Linked DNA regions of Homo sapiens: region 2 is linked to region 1. A link is a contact called in ENCODE Hi-C or POLR2A ChIA-PET data. All regions are on one chromosome and are shown on one strand. Each heading gives the region's core, a stretch centred on a gene start or an enhancer-like site at or near the end of the contact. The rest is flanking DNA. Distances are from core to core; before and after follow the strand shown. Region 1 holds the start of SYF2 (SYF2 pre-mRNA splicing factor). Region 2 has its middle 51 kb from the start of SRRM1.

Region 1 (2,898 bases), core at 178-2,677:
GGATTACAGGCGTGAGCCACCGCACCCGGCCCAGTATCTTACATTTTTATATAGGAGGCAGAAGTAACGGAGTGAGACTAATGCTGTATTTGTTAATAACAGTCACTGGTGTTAGTCAGAAGAAAGAAATATGTGGTCATTCTTGTAATTTGAAAAGTCTTCTTTGTTTTGTCTCACTACAACAGTCAGAGTGATTTTGGGATTTTGTGAAACCATGGCCTAGCTGTCAGGTCACTCCATGGTGAAACAGGGGCTGCTTTTCTCTTTCTCTGCTCCAACTGCAGCAAGCTATTTGCTGGACTCTTATCCCTAATACAAATTCTCTTTCTTTGAATTTGTTCCCTTTGCTTGGATATCTCTTTCTCTAACTCCTTTAGTTGTCTGGCTTTCAAACAGTAGTTTAGGTGTCACCTACTACATGAGGCACCCCCTGGAGACCCACAAACTGCATTCCTCTCTCCTCCTCTGCACCTCCAGGGCACTTAAACATCAGATTCCCTATCAACTGGCTGAACTACCACACTGTAGACTTTCAAAAGTTTGCCATTTTTTTTATTTTCTTTTTATTCTTTTCCCCCAGAAGTCCCAAAAACAGATGATTATTTTCTTTTCACTCAAACAGATTCTGACAGAAGATTATTATTTTTTAAAGTGAACCAGGTCTCTTACTGACACTAGACAAGTTTCTTCCTGTCTCTAGCTCTACATATTTCCCTAGGTAAAATGAAGAATTTGTTGGAATCACGGAGCAGGGAGGTTGTTAGTAATGGAGACTCCCAAACCTAACCCAGATACATTAAATTGGATGTGGGTGGGAGAGGGGCTGGAGTGAACAGTTATATTTTCAAATGTTCTCAGAATGATCCCAATGTGCTGCCAGGGTTGAGTACCACCGAACAGAGCTTTCCTCTCAGATGATCCTGCTCTGTTGGTCTGTCAGACGCAGTGGTGTGGCTTCCTCGTCCCCTCTACAAAAGCGCACAGGCTTGGCCAGATGACGGATCTAAGCCGGCCTCCAAGACTACTCACCCGCATCAGGTGCAGCTCCCGGAATTTGCGCAGTCTCTGTTCGCGCTTCTGAGCGGCCAGCTCCGCCGCCGCAGCGAGGGACCCCTCCTCCGCGCTGTCCACCAGCACCTGCGACAAGGAGAACTGGCTTCAGGCAGAGCCGGCTCAGCTTCTCCCAGGACTGCCCAGGCCGAGTCCCCGCCGGTCCCCACAGGCTGGGCCTAGGGCCTCCACCGCCGACTTGACCCCACAGTGTCTGAGCCTCCCTGAAGCGAAACTAGACTTCGCCTCCACCTCTCTCCAGGCCGCTCCCCGGAACCCTCACCAACAAAACCCCCGGTGTACGGTGGGTGGAACTCACCTCGGATGCAGCTATAGCCGCCATCACAACCTTTCTCTCTTCCCACTTCCGGCAACAAGATAGAGCACTTCCGTCAACCTTCAGACAAACGGGCCGATACGTACGAATGGGCTACCATAAGCCCCGCCCCTTCCGGGAGGTCTCCGGAAGTTGGGACCCTTTTAGCTATGAAATATTTTGGATTGCGTAGGGTCTTGCGCAGCCGCGAAAAGTAGCGTGGGCCAGGACAGCGGGAGGTAAGTCGCCAAGAAAAGGGTTGGGAAGAGCTCAGAATCGGACGGCTAGGAAGAAATGACCAAAAGGAGCCTGATAGCCCCCTATTCTGCACGCTGTTCCTGGAAACCGCCTTTGCAAAGACAGTGAGAGAAATCTAACATGGCTCACTCCATCTTGCTTCTAGCCTCGCAGGCCGGCTGTCTTCGCTCATTCCTGGGCATAAACCAAGCTAACCATGGGAGAATTTATAGTTTAACTTTTAAGCAAGGATGATCATAGTCCCTTCCTTAAACAGGGCCCCTCCTTGTTTGGGGGCTGAAACTGCCTTTATAAAACTAATGAAAGACCGGGAGGTTAGGATTATGAGGGGAGAATTCTGCTAAAATGTAGTAAACGATAACCAGCCATTGTTTCGGAGGACATCGGATGTGTAACTTCCCCAATTATTCCTGTAGATAACGTTATCGTAGCACCTAAGATTGGTCTTTTGAGGCATTTTTCAGACTTTCGCATTCTGGCAACTAACTGACCCCACCCAGACTCGTGACCCATGACCCAACCGCTTCTTCTGTCCCACTCCTCCCCCAAGAGGCGGACTCAGCTGTTGAGGAGTGTAGTCCACACCCCTGTGATTGCATCTCCAACCAATCAGCAGCATCCATTCCCTAGTGCCCTGCCCACACCAAACTATGAAATACCCTAACCTCTGAGCTGACCCTTCAGGAAAACTTACTTGAGTGGTAACCCTTCTTCCCTGAGGCCAGCCTCAGGTTAATACAACTGTATACTGCAGTAGCACTTTTCAGTGAATTGGTTTTGTCTGCAGTAAGCAGGAAAAACCTGCAGTGCCATTCATTCCCATGAGTGGAAAGTTCTTTCCATTTAGAGCTTAAGGTGTTGTCACTTTCTCCAAGAAGCAGGTCTTGCCCTTGGCCTGGTGTGGTGGTTCATGGCTGCAATCCCAGCACATTGCGGGGCGGAGGCGGGAGGATTGCTTGAGCCCAGGAGTTCAAGACCAGCCTGGACAACAAAGTAAGAATCAGTCTCTAAATTAAAAAATAAAAGTAATTTTTTTTTGTTTTTTTGTTTTGAGACAGAGTCTTGCACTATCACCCAGGCTGGAGTGCAGTGGCACCGATCTCGGCTTACTGCAACGTCCGGCTCCCGGGTTCAGACGATTCTCCTGCCTCAGCTTCCCGAGTAGCTGGGATTACGGGTGCCTGCCACCATGCCCAGCTAATTTTTGTATTTTTAGTAGAGATAGGGTTTCACCATGTTGGCCAGGCTGGTCTCGAACTCCTGACCTCATGATC
Region 2 (2,932 bases), core at 282-2,781, 540 kb before region 1:
TATCTTCCTCATCTTATCCTCCAGATCTGCCTTGTCTGACTATGCTCCTTTTATGGGCAGTGGTGGGAGCTGGGCCCAGACTCTAGGGGAGGAAGGGTGGACCCTTCTCACCTTCTCAGTCTTTGGTCCTATTTTTTTTCTTTTTTTTTGAAAAGGGGTCTCACTTTGTCACCCAGGCTGGAGTGCAGTGGAGCTATCATGGCTCACTTGCAGCCTCAACCTCCCAGGCTCAGATGATTCTCTCACTTCAGCGTCTCAAGTAGTTGGGACTACAGTCTCACACCACCATATCTGGCTAATTTTTTTGTATTTTTAATATAGATGGGTTTTCGCCATGTTGCCCAGGCTGGTCTCGAATTCTTGGGCTCAAGCAATCCTCCTGCCTCAGTCTCCCCAAGTGCTGGCATTATAGGCGTAAGCCACCACATTTGGCCTTGGTCCTTTTTTTTTGTTTTTTTTTTTTGTTTGTTTTTGTTTTTGAGATGGAATCTCACTCTGTTGCCCAGGCTGGAGTGCAGTGGTGCGATCTCGGCTCACTGCAAGCTCCCCCTCCTGGGTTCACGCCATTCTCCTGCCTCAGCCTCCGAGTAGCTGGGACTACAGGTGCCCACCGCCACTCCTGGCTAATTTTTTGTATTTTTAGTAGAGACGGGGTTTAACCGTGTAAGCCAGGATGGTCTCAATCTCCTGACCTCGTGATCTGCCCACTCGGCCTCCCAAAGTGCTGTGATTACAGGTGTGAGCCACCAAGCCCGGCCTAATTTTTGTATTTTTAGTAGAGACGGGGTTCCACCATGTTGGCCAGGCTGGTCTCGAACTCCTGAACTCAGGTGGTCTGCCCACCTTGGCCTTCCAAAGTGCTGGATTACAGGTGTGAGCCACCATGCTCAGCCTTGGTCCTTTATACTACAAGCCTGGGCAACATAGTGGGTACACACTACTGTCCCATGGCCACCAGTGATGCTGGGTACAGGAAAACCACATTGTTCTATGGACTCCTGACCATGGTACTCATCCTTCCACTGGCCACTCCTGCTAAGACATGGCTTTTCCATCCTGTAATTGCCCTTAAACATTGGGCAACAATTTCCAGGTCTCTCTGGGTCAGTCCCTTCGGGGGAAGGAAGACAGAGGAATCATGTGGCCAGGTGGGAAGAGCTCTGGGCCAGCTTCCACTCAGCCTTGCTGTGTGACCTTGAGGAAGTCCCTGCTCCTCTCTGGGCCACAGTTTCCTCCTTTTTGAATGCAGAAGGTTGTATTAACATATCTGAGGATGCTTTGGGGTTTTCTTAGTTCACTTCTGTCCAGAGAAGATGATGAAATTTTAGGAGCAGCCTCACTTCCAACACACCGGGTCTTGCGTGGTCATTCATACCCCGGCAGAGAAAAAGCTGCATACTTCATGCCCTTTGCCCTTCACCATCTCATCTGATCCTCCCAGCAGCCAGCAAGGACACGGGGCAAGGCACTGGAGGCAACAGAGGCTCAGCAGCAAGACAGGGTACGTGCAGAGAGCTGCGGGACAGACGTGGCCTCACCAGCAGGACCCGTGATTAAACAGCAGCTGTGGTTCACTAAGTGCTTTCTGCTTATTATGTGCCAAGTACTTCACATGTGGCTGCTTTGTGTCATTCTCACATCAAACCTGATGGGTGGTTACTATAATTATCTCCTTTTACAGATAAGGAAACTGAAGCCCAGAGGGGTGGAGTAACTAGTCCAGCAAAAGTAAGCCATGTAACTGGGATTCAAATTCAGCTTGAACATCTCAGCACTCATCTGTTTTCGATCACATAACACTCCCTCTAGGCATTCACAGGAGCTCAAGGATAGGAGTAGGGAGGGGAAAGCTAGGAGTCCGAAGACTTGAGGGGCCAGGCATGGTGGCATGCACCTGTAATCCCAGCATTTTAGGAGGCTGAGGTGGGAGGATGGCTTGAGCCCAAGAGATCAAGGTTGCAGTGAGCCGTGATCGTGCCACTGCACTCCAGCCTGGGAAACAGAGAAAGACTATGTCTTGGAAATGGTAGAGGACCTTTAAAAAATAAAGAATAAAAAAGTACAAAACCAAAGACTTGCGCAGATGCGGTGGCTCACGCCTGTAATCCCAGCACATCAAGAGGTCGAGGCGAATGGATCACCTGAGGTCAGGAGTTTGAGACCAGCCTGGCCAACCTTGCGAAACCTCGTCTCTACTAAGAATACCAAAATTTGTCAGTTGCGGTGGCAGGCGCAGTGGCGGGCGCCTGTAATCCCAGCTACTTGGGAGGCTGAGGCAGGAGAATCGCTTGAACTCGGGAGGCAGAGGTTGCAGTGAGCCAAGATCACACCATTGCCATTGAACTCCAGCCTAAGCAACAAGAGCGAGATTCCGTCTCAAAACAAAGCAAAACAAAACAAAAACAAAGACTTAGGTTCACGAACAAACTCTGAACACTTACTAATTCTAAGGCCAGGGTAAATCTTTCATCTTGCTCAGCCTCAGTTTCCTTATCTGTAAAATGGGGATCATAATTTGTCATCCAAATTGTGAGGATTGGGTAAAAACATTTTTAATAAGGGCATGTATGTGAGCATCCCCCATGTATGGCAAAGAAGTTGTCTAAATTTAAGAGGTTGTTGTTTTTCTTAATCTCAGAGCAGGAGCCAGGGCAGGAAGTAGGCAGGCTGATTAGGGCGGCCAAGTGTCCCTGCCCAAGAGTGACTACTTCCGTCCCTGGTGTTCTTCATTAAGTCCCCAGGAAAGGAGGAGGGTGGGCCGGAAGAAAGGGCAAAGCTCTAGGTCCTTATCTAGAACTCTGCCTCCATGCAAGAGCCCTCCAAGGGAAGAGAAGTTCTGGATTATCACCACTGAGCTCCAAGCATGCCAGAGGGCTCAGCAGGGAGAAAGTCTGTCAGCACCTGACCCAGCAACAGCTGGGGAGAGGCCTGG

Evidence for each region. A loop is a pair of places that touch in the nucleus more often than their neighbours do. ChIA-PET counts read pairs that join two places held with the same protein, here RNA polymerase II (POLR2A). Pooled maps may share reads with other maps.
Region 2: a loop to region 1 is called in a pooled map, with 2.9 times the contacts of the local background. The contact joins the enhancer-like site here to the promoter of SYF2 in region 1. A Hi-C loop is called at or near these places in 2 of 50 pooled maps. POLR2A ChIA-PET finds 5 or more read pairs at or near these places in 5 of 52 experiments (CD8-positive, alpha-beta memory T cell, HEK293, HEK293T and 2 more).

The regions. Positions count from the first base shown.
Region 1 is chr1:25,231,075-25,233,972 of GRCh38, forward strand. It overlaps SYF2 (SYF2 pre-mRNA splicing factor), which reads right to left and starts at 1,428. Exons shown (of 7, transcript NM_015484.5): 1 at 1,370-1,428; 2 at 1,030-1,137. The coding sequence starts at 1,393. LOC124903881 (a long non-coding RNA gene) reads left to right here and starts at 1,515. Exons shown (of 2, transcript XR_007065555.1): 1 at 1,515-1,605. RefSeq lists enhancers at 1,246-1,395, 1,538-2,451, 1,636-1,885.
Region 2 is chr1:24,692,903-24,695,834 of GRCh38, forward strand. No RefSeq gene overlaps it. Among named protein-coding and RNA genes, the nearest start is that of SRRM1, 51 kb to the left of the region's middle. RefSeq lists a silencer at 2,603-2,722. Within about 2 kb of position 1,532, at least 14 of the 41 ENCODE cell types and tissues checked have a DNase peak (open chromatin) inside an H3K27ac peak, as active enhancers do.